Linked DNA regions of Homo sapiens: region 2 is linked to region 1. A link is a loop called in an ENCODE intact Hi-C map of the cell type or tissue named here. Cell type or tissue: Calu3. All regions are shown on one strand.

Region 1 (5,000 bases):
GCTTTGAACATAGTCAAATTTAAGTTACTGAATATTAAATAAAATTAAGTCTGTGGGGCCCCCATATTCTTTGAGAAAGTTTCACAGATGCTAGTACAACTTGTTTTGTTTTGTTTGAGACAGAGTTTTGCTCTTGTTGCCGGGGCTGGAGTGCAATGGCACAACCTGCAACCTCCGCCTTTCAAGTTCAAGTGATTCTCCTGCCTCGGCCTCCTGAGTAGCTAGGATTACAGGCGCCCGCAACCACACCTGGCTAATTTTTTGTATTTTTAGTAGAGATGGAGTTTCACCATGCTGGGGAGGCTGGTCTCAAATTCCTGACCTCAGATGATCCACCCGCCTTGGTCTCCCAAAGTACTGGGATTTACAGGCATGAGCCATCGTGCCCACCGATGCTAGTACAACTTTTAAGGAAGTCGGAAGGTCTCAATGATAAGTACAGGAAAGCATTATGCAAAAAGAAGACAGAAATACAGGAGTAGAAAACATGAAATTGTCTTCACTTTCAGTTTTATTTTTACTACTAATAGTCCGCTCCTCTTTGAGCAAGTGATGAAAACATTCTTTGCCTAAATTAGTAAAGCAGTGAAATAGTCATAACAGCCACACCTGTCTTTGTAGGGTAACTGGGAAATGATAATAGGACAGCATGTGATGATGTTTTAAAGGTTAAGAGTGTCCCATCTCATGATTATAGCCTTACCAATGAACTTAACCATTTATCCACGTATTTCCTTAGTACTATCACTATGACAACACATATCATGTAAATACTTACTATGATTAATATATACGCAAACACTTTTTTTTTTTTTTTTTTTTTTTTGGTGACAGGGTCTCGCTGTGTCACCCAGGCTGGAGTGCAGTGGTACCATCATGGCTCACTGCAGCCTCTACCTTCCAGGCTTAAACAATCCTCTGACCTCAGCCTTCTGAGTAGCTGGGACTACAGGCATGTGCCTCCATGCCCAGCTATTTTTTTATTTACTTTTTGTAGAGACTGGGTCTCACTATGTTGTCCAGGCTGGTCTTGAACTCCTGGGCTCAAGCCATCCTCCCCTTGGACTCCCAAAGTGCTGGGATTATAGGAGTGAGCTGGTGAGCCCAGCCTGCATATGCCTTTTATACACAGAAAATTTATTTTGGGACTTTATCTCACAGATACGTTTGTTCCTATGGGGAAGGTATATGCACAAGTTTAGTCACTGAAGCATTATATGCAACAGTAGGCATTTGGAAATAACAGAAATGTCCATGTTCAGAGGAGTGGTTAAATAACTTGTGGTAATCATTATAGCTAATGCTATACTGGCTTAAAAAGAAAAAAAAGAATTTTTTACACTGATATTAAATGATTTTTAAGGAACACTAAGTGAAAAGGTAAAATGAAAAAAAAAGTTTACGATATGCTACTACAAACGCAGGGACAAAAAGATCCTATAACTATATTGGCTTGCATACATATACAATTCTCTGAAGCATTAAAAGCATTTTGTTGAACATACCTGGTTGTAGTAAAGACTCCATATACTACAGGATTTCTTTCATCTCTTGTGGGGAGTAAATAAATATCTTCTATTAAAGGGGAAAAATAAATATTTACTCTTATTTTTCAGTATTACATTGCTTTTTTGTTAATAACACAACTGAAACTCTGAAAATCTAAACAGTTTATACGATTAACAGAGGCACTATATTATGCCTTGAGAAATCAAATATAAGATTGTTTTTTCTCAATGACTATGTATGGTATGGTACAATTGATAATCTCCAAGGTAGTTTCCAATTGGAAATCTGATTTCATAGAAAATATAAACCAAAAAATAAGTAATTTTTACCCTCTAGTGTAAAAAAATTCTGTCCTATAATTGTGTCAACTTAGTAATTAATTTGCCTTTTTTTTTTTTTTTGATGGAGTCTTGCTGTGTCACCCAGGCTGGAATGCAGTGGCACAATCTCTGCCCACTGCAACCTCTCCCTCCTGGGTTCAAGCAATTCTCCTGCCTCAGCCTCCCTAGTATCTAGGATTACAGGTGCCCACCACCAGCCCGGCTAATTTTTTTTTTTATTTTTAGTAGAGATAGGGTTTCGCCATGTTGGCCAGGCTGGTCTTAAACTCCTGACCTCAAGTGGTCCAAACACCTCGGCCTCCCAAAGTGCTGGGATTTCAGGTGTGAGCCACCACACCTGACCTCATTTACCTATTTGGTAACAATAAGAAAATAGCTACCCCCAAATTAGTGCCGTATTGACAGTAAGTTATGTGCAAATAATATTCTTTAAAAGATTAAGATGTGAATGTGCTTACATACAATAGGAGAGGTCATCCACGATTACTCAATGTATACTTTAAGTTGGAAAATACACAATACTGATGAAATAATTCCATGATATAGATTATCATTTTTACATTACATGGCAAAAATAAGAACAAGTTCAAGAAGCTAAAAGCTAATGATGCTAACATTATACATAAACAAAAAAGAAAAAAATCATTGTAGGACTTGGAAGGAGTTTTTGAGGGAGTGAAGAGGAGAAGTGAAATAGAAGAAGCTGTCTACTGCTTCTGATTATTCTTTCATTAACAAGTCGGAGGGACAGTGTTCACCAAATCTCCTGTACTTGCCAGCAGAGGGCACCCGTGGAATAAGGAATCCAAGATTTTCCTACCTATAGAAGGTGGCTCCTTTCAAAATGAAAGACTGCATGGAGAATGGATGAACTGTGTAGTTCCAGAGCTCACACCTTTCTGTGTCTTGCTGTAGTTTTGTTTCCTTCACTTACTTTGAGGACTCTTACAAAGAGAAGAGTTACTGCATTATGACGTGTGCCCAGACCTAGAGCACTTCCGTGTACTTTGCGTGTGAATTTTAGTAAGAACCACTCCTGTAAGGTTTGCTCAGGTAAAATTAATCAGGCATTTGGAGCCAAAGGGAAATAAATGCCAAGTTACTTAATTAGGCAGTAAGGCCTTTCCAAGAAAGAAGGAAAGAAGGAACTTACGAAGCTCATCAAAGTAAGTATCTGCCCCATCACTTCCAGGAATTGAGCAAATCAGTCTGGCCTTAAGAAAAGTCGTCCACTTGTTTATCAGGCTGCGTTGTCCTCCTACATCATTCTGACATGAAAAAAAAAATAAAGATAAATATTTATCAACACAATTCTACCACTCACTAAAACTGGTGGCTATTACAGGTAGTGTCTTATTGATGTCATTGTTTACAAAGACACTGAACCCAGATATTGAGTCCTTGAACTTTAAAATAAGGAAAAAGACAGTATTAGCCCTCAATATTAAATGTTTTTCTCATAGTTAAATGAATTAAATACAAGCAGTTCAGCTCTATTGGATGAGTAGATGCATACAAGGCAATGGTAAAGGCAGCTTGAAATCAAATCCCACCTGCCAATTTTTTGCTTCATGACCTGCAAGAGACTATTTTTTTTAAGTCTCTGTTTTCTCACTGATAAAAATGATAAATCTCTTGAAATACGGTTAGTTAATTTTTGTTGTTGTTTTTCAGAGATGAAGTCTTTCTATGTTGTCCAAGCTGGAGCGCAGTAATTATTCACAGGCAAGATCATTGCCTCAAACTCCTGGGCTCAAGTAATCCTTCCACATTAGCCTCCTAAGTAGCTGATACTACAGGTGCATACCACTGAACCCAGCTGAAATATGGTTGGTTTGATGAGTAAATGGGGAAAAAAAGTCTATAAAATGCTTAGCATAGTCTCAGGCAACTTGAGTTCAATGAATGCTGGTACTGGCTTGTATATTATTTATAGGATTAAAAACAATATTTGCAACCTTTAGCAATATGTCTCTTTATAGGCTTAAAAGTCTTTTCCAAATTTAATGTCTTACTAATTAAACATCCATGCAACATAAACATATGCGTAATAATACACATATAAAAACCATCCTTTTGCCTATAATCACAGCACTTTGGGAGGCTGAGGCAGGAGGATCAGCTGAACCCAGTAGTTCGAGACCAGTATGGTCAACATAGTGGGATCTCATCTCTACAAAAATTTTAAAAATTCAGTCATGTGTGGTGGGGTGTCCCTGTAATCCCCGCTATTCAGGAGGCTGAAGGAGGAAGATCACTTAAGCCCAGGGGGTTGAGGCTGCAGTGAGCCATGTTTGTGCCACTGATTCCAGCCTGGGTGGCAGAGCAAAACCCTGTCTCAAAAGCAAACAAAACAAAAACAAAAACAAATCTTTTAAAGAATATTTATCTATATTTTCCATACTTTATTTTTACTCTGAAATGGTTCATTAAAAATGTTCTTTAAGCATTTAGTAAAACATAAACACTTAAATCAATTACACGATAAACAGAATTACACTATTCAATAATTCAGCATAAAAATTTATGTCCTCATTTTTAAATTAATATATACCTGTTGATATGGTTTGGCTCTGTGTCCCGACCCAAATCTCATCTTGTAGCTCCCATAATTCCCACATGTTGTGGGAGGGACTCTGTGGGAGATGATTGAATTATGGAGGCGGGTCTTTCCCATGCTGTTCTCGTGATAGTGAATGGGTCTCACGAGATCTGATGGTTTTAAAAACAGGAGTTGCCCTGCATAAGCTCTCCTTGCCTGCTGCCATCCAGGTAAGATGTGACTTGCTCCTCCTTGCCTTCCGCTATGAATGTGAGGCCTCCACAGGCATGTGAAACTGTGAGTCCAATTAAACCTATTTTTTTTAATAAATTCCCCAGTTTCTAGTATGTCTTTATCAGAAGCGTGAAAACAGACTAATACACCTGTGAACACTGAATAAGCATGATTTTTCATTCATTTAACCCAACTAGCTCTGCTGTGCTTATAATAAGACTAATTTATTTAAATTACTATTGAAGCCATCTTTTCCAATAATTTATTTATATTTAAGTATAAATTATATAAAATCATTTATCCTTCAATCTATGTTCTGTAAAGTTAATGAGAAGTTAACTGTTAAGTTTCAAGTCTGAATATCTAGAAACTTT
Region 2 (5,000 bases), 510 kb after region 1:
GCATATCAAAACCCCAATGGGATACCATCTCACACCAGTCAGAATAGCTATTATTAAAAAGTCAAAAAATAACAGATGATGGCAAGGTTGTGGAGTAAAGAATGCTTATACACGGTTGGTCACAGTGTAAATTAGTTCAACCATTGTGGAAGACAGTGTGGCAATTCCTCAAAGACCTAAAAACGGAAATACCATTCGACCCAGCAATCCCATAACTGGGTATATACCCAAAGAATATAAGTCATTCTATCATAAAGACACATGCAAGCATGTGTTCATTGTAGCACTAGTCACAATATCTAAGACATGGAATCAACCTAAATGTTCATCAATAACAAACTGGATAAAGAAAATATGATACATATATACCATGGAATATTAAGCAGCCATAAAAAAACAAGATCATATCTTTTTGAAGAAACATGGATGGAGCTGGGGGTCATTACCCTTATCAAACTAACACTGAACAGAAAACCAAATACTGCATGTTCTCACTTATAAGTAGGAGCTATATGATGAGAATACATGGACACACAGAAGAGAACAACACACCCTGGGGCCTATTGGATGGTGGAGGATAGGAGGAGGGAGAGGATCAGGAAAAATTGATAAAGAATTCTAGGCTTAATACCTGGGTGACAAAATAATCTGTACAACAAACTCTACATGGCACAAGTTTACCAATATAACAAACCTGAACTTAAAATAAAAGTTAAACTTTAAAAAATGGGCAAATGATGTAAACAGATATTTCTCAAAAGAAGGCATACAAATGGCCAAAAAATATTTACAAAAATACTCAACATCACGAATCATCAGGGAAACGCAATTCAAAACCACAATAAGGTATCATCTCATTCCATTTAGAATAGCTATTATCAAAAAGACAAAAAATGCTGGCAAGGATGCAGAGGAAAGTGAACTCTTATACATTATTGGTGGGAATGAAAACTAGTACAGCCACAATGGAGAACAGTGTGGTAGTTCCTCAAACACCTAGAAACACAGCTACTATATGGCCTTCTTTCTTGAACAGAGGAATCAGTAAGTAAGTTACATGTTTTTTTCAGAATGCTTTGTATCTCAGATTTTCATTGAGGTTAAGAATTCACAAAATATTTATGACTCTAAACTGCAAAATAAATTTTCAGGGAAAATGATAAATTTTTAATGCCACTTTCCTTTTTACTCTCTCCTTGCCTATTTACACAGATGCACACAAGCATATTCATATTTTAAACAAAATATGCAAGATATAATATAAAAACATGCAGGTAAGTACTTTTTCTTAGGAGAAAAAAGGAAAAGGAAACTTTCATAAATTCAGTGTAAATAGCAAGGACCTCCTCCATTGCCACTGCTTCCTCAAGTACTTCTTGCCTTCTCCACACCACTCACCAGTGCTCCATATTTTCAGTCACTGATAGTTACCAACCCTGCCTGGTCTAGAAATCTCTATCACCATTTAGCTGACACATCTTCTGCAAAAGCCATAGTCATGACCAGGGAAACCAGGGAGGGCGAACTACTATGATAAGTGACCTCTGACCTTCATACATAGGTTTTAAAGACAAGAGTGGCAAGATAAAAAAAGAAAAATGTGGAGTTCCATATATACTTCCATATTAAATTTTACAACAAGATTATACTTTCTCCCAGTTGGCTGAAAAAAATATAATTTTATCGTTTAGTAAGTCTTAATAATCTACATTAGAATTTTTTTCTCTGCTTTTATTTTCATCCTTTCTTATTCATGTTTTCAATATAGCCCTGTCTGCTATGGATGGCACAGCATAGCACTGTCTGCATATGTGCAGACTGAAGAACTCCTCAACAAATAATTATTTATGAGAGTGTATCTTAGAAAATCTCATAGTTAAACAGGCTGTATTATCATAAGTGACAGAGAAGTGTCAAGCCAAGGTCAGCCAGTAACTCTGACCTCCCTGGAAAGCTGGACCTTGGCTAGATTTAAGATTTCATGCAGTTCACAAGTGACAACCATATAGTCTTCCTTGAGGGACATGGTAAGATAATAACAAGGAATTTCAAAGCAGTTAGAAACCCATGATTTCCCCTGTAAATAGTGTTTTTAAGTGCATGCACATCTCTTGGTTAGTAATAGCCAGTAACCTGCAAGTTGCATTATTTACGACACACTTTCATATACATACTGCCACCTGCTGGTAACTGTGTAAATATCAGCCCACAAAAAGTCCTAAATCCTGATTTTTCAAAGGACTGGTTGTTTCAAAAGCCCAATGACTCAGCTTTGGATTTTAATCATTCTTTCTGTTAATAATTAGAGAAATGCACTGGTGTCAACACCTAGATTCAAGTGAATACTTATGATGATAATGGAGGCTTTTATACAGGGTTTTGTAGTTTAATTGAATCAACTTTTTGAAACAAAAGCAAGCAATACTAGTGAAATATATGGTCAACTTTTTATAAATACACTGACTAAGTAATTTGTAACAGTCTTTTTATCATTTTTATGACTTAGTTTACAAATTAATTAAAGTTAAAAACATATGACATTCTTAATTATAGCTGCTGTTAATATGGAGGGTGTATTATATCCCAACTACATTAATTATCTCTTTCCATCCTTACAGCAGCATTATGGTGCATTTACTGGAAAATCCCCTTCTTAAAGATGAATTCAAGGACACAAAGCTGATAAGTGGATTATAAATAGATCACTGAATATTGTGAAATATTAGACAACGTCATTGTTAAATTAAACTTGTCCTCCAAACTGGCTGACTTAGAAATTGGAAATTGTGACTTTCTAAAAACAGCAAACATTTTTGTTATTTTGCAATAAATCTAATTGTGATCCTACACTTAATTATAAAGGGCTTTATGTGACGAAAACACACACGACCGGCAGCTATTTAAAAACACAAAATTGAACAATTAAAATACGTAGTCATGATAGTACACACAATCAGTAAAGGCCTAAAATGAAAAATTATGTGGACATTTCAAAAAAGTTATGCAGTATAGATTTAAATTAGGGAGGAAAAAATGTTGAAAACATGTCTAGGATGATGATACCTATGCTATTACCTAATACAAATACAAGAAATCATTTCCAAGTAGATTCTAGTGATTTAATAACTAATAAAACAACAAAGACATTTTAAAAACATATATTTAGAAGACAAAGCAATTTCTAAAAAAGACATATTAATTCATTTTTTGAAAAGACTGTCGCTTAAATTCTGAATGGTGTCCCCTAATGCGTATCCATTTACATAGATTTTAGAGACACAAATGATGTTAGAAGGATGAGAAACCTGATTTGTTTCACCATGCCGCGCTGAAAAGCACAAAGTAAGACTTAATCATATTTATAGTAACCATATGTTTTTTATTTTCTGGGACAGTCAGGATATCATATTTGCTTTTCAATAAAGATGACCAGTTAAATTTATAACTAATATGATTTTATTTTTATGCCTTTAGAGTGATAATAAATATATCACTTAAATAAATACAAAGTACAGTACAAAATGTTTTGCTTTATTGAATGCGCTCAATTTTTATTTGGCCAATATAATTGTTCTTTGTGTTGTTGAGCTGTTTTAGGATAAAGGAATTTGGTTGTATCAAGGAACAAGTATGATTTAGAACCTTGAATTTTCTAGTATGTCCAGATGTACCTCATCTTATGAAATGATGTAAAGAGTGACCAGCTACCTGTAGTCAGGCTTAGGACCAGTGAAATCCTATGCTCTGATTATCCTTTTACCTAGCTCACTAATTTGAAACCCCACCTTTAGATGCCTACTCCTTTATTCAAAGTAAACATAGCTTTATACACTTAAAATTGAATTTCTCTGTAGAAATCTATAGGTATTATGAGTTGTGCATTTAAATAACTTATATTATTTCATATGATCAGGTGTCATAGAATACTGAGAAGACAGTGTGATCCTGAAGGGAGAAGCAGAGGTAAACTTCATCTACCTTACTATTATGCTTATCTACATAATATGATGCTGTTTTTGTTCAAATGGACCTAAGTTAAAGCTCCTTTGTCATGATCTCCAGATGGTTCCATAAACCACATATTGGTAGACTCTAAGATTATTATAATATAAATAAATTCCATGTTAAGAAGATTTTTCTCCTGAATTTTGACATATAAATGAAATAGCTGCACAAGCTTTAAGGCACATTACACATATGTGTTATTTTCTTCTTTTCTCGAAGTTAACTATGACCATGTCCATACATAGCTCATGTTATGTTCTCAAAAGTAAACTCCAAACCACATTTTCAACCTTATGTTGAATGTTTTTCTCTGATTGTTAATTCAACAGACATTTTTTAAAAATTCAATGAAACCACCATCCATTGTCATACTTGCACCACAAGGAGAGTACATGTATGGGTAAGGCCCAAGCTATGCTCTTAAAAAGCTTATAGTCTAAGAAGAAACAAGTTAAACATAGGGATATGCTGACAGGTGTTTAGCAATCACCTCTTCAGGGAAAAGAGAGAGCCTGATTTGAAGCATTTGCCAATATTTTTGGTGTTAATGCTCCCACCATGACAGGTTTTAGGCTACCAAACTGAAGTCATTGAAGTAGGGATTGGGAAGGAAATGTGCATAGTTAGCTTTTGCAAATTTGTAAAAGTTGACACTAGCACACCATTGGTTATGTACACATTATTTCAAGCACAATGTGATAAATGATGTGATTGAAACATGTCGTAGTGCTGAGGAAACCCAGGAAAATGTAGGGAGTTTTGTCGATCAAAATCAGAGAAGGCTTCCAGTAGGGCAAAGTCAATAACCCAAACTCAGTGTGATCTCATTATTTCCTCAACTTTATTATTTTCCTCATCTGCTTGCTTATATTAAAAATAAAATAGTATTTTTAAGTTACTTAGAAGAAATACAATCTTAGATTTACCATTATTTTTCTTTTTTTTTTTTTGTCCATCACCGCATGTGTTCAGATGTGAAGCCCCATTATTTTGAC

What was found. A loop is a pair of places that touch in the nucleus more often than their neighbours do. Peaks named below come from ENCODE experiments on the same cell type or tissue, not always from the same donor. Only the 100,000 strongest peaks of a DNase experiment are listed, where the experiment ranks them.
Region 2: a loop joins it to region 1, with 10 times the contacts of the local background. A loop is called at or near these places in 85 of 110 quality-filtered maps.

What each region holds. Positions count from the first base shown.
Region 1 is chr7:85,039,168-85,044,167 of GRCh38, forward strand. SEMA3D (semaphorin 3D) reads right to left here. Exons shown (of 19, transcript NM_001384900.1): 10 at 3,004-3,118; 11 at 1,506-1,575. Among named protein-coding and RNA genes, the nearest start is that of SEMA3D, 150 kb to the right of the region's middle. In Calu3, no CTCF peak of the experiment used is centred here; a DNase peak (open chromatin) is centred at 2,644.
Region 2 is chr7:85,552,283-85,557,282 of GRCh38, forward strand. No RefSeq gene overlaps it. Among named protein-coding and RNA genes, the nearest start is that of LINC00972, 130 kb to the left of the region's middle. In Calu3, no CTCF peak of the experiment used is centred here; a DNase peak (open chromatin) is centred at 2,179.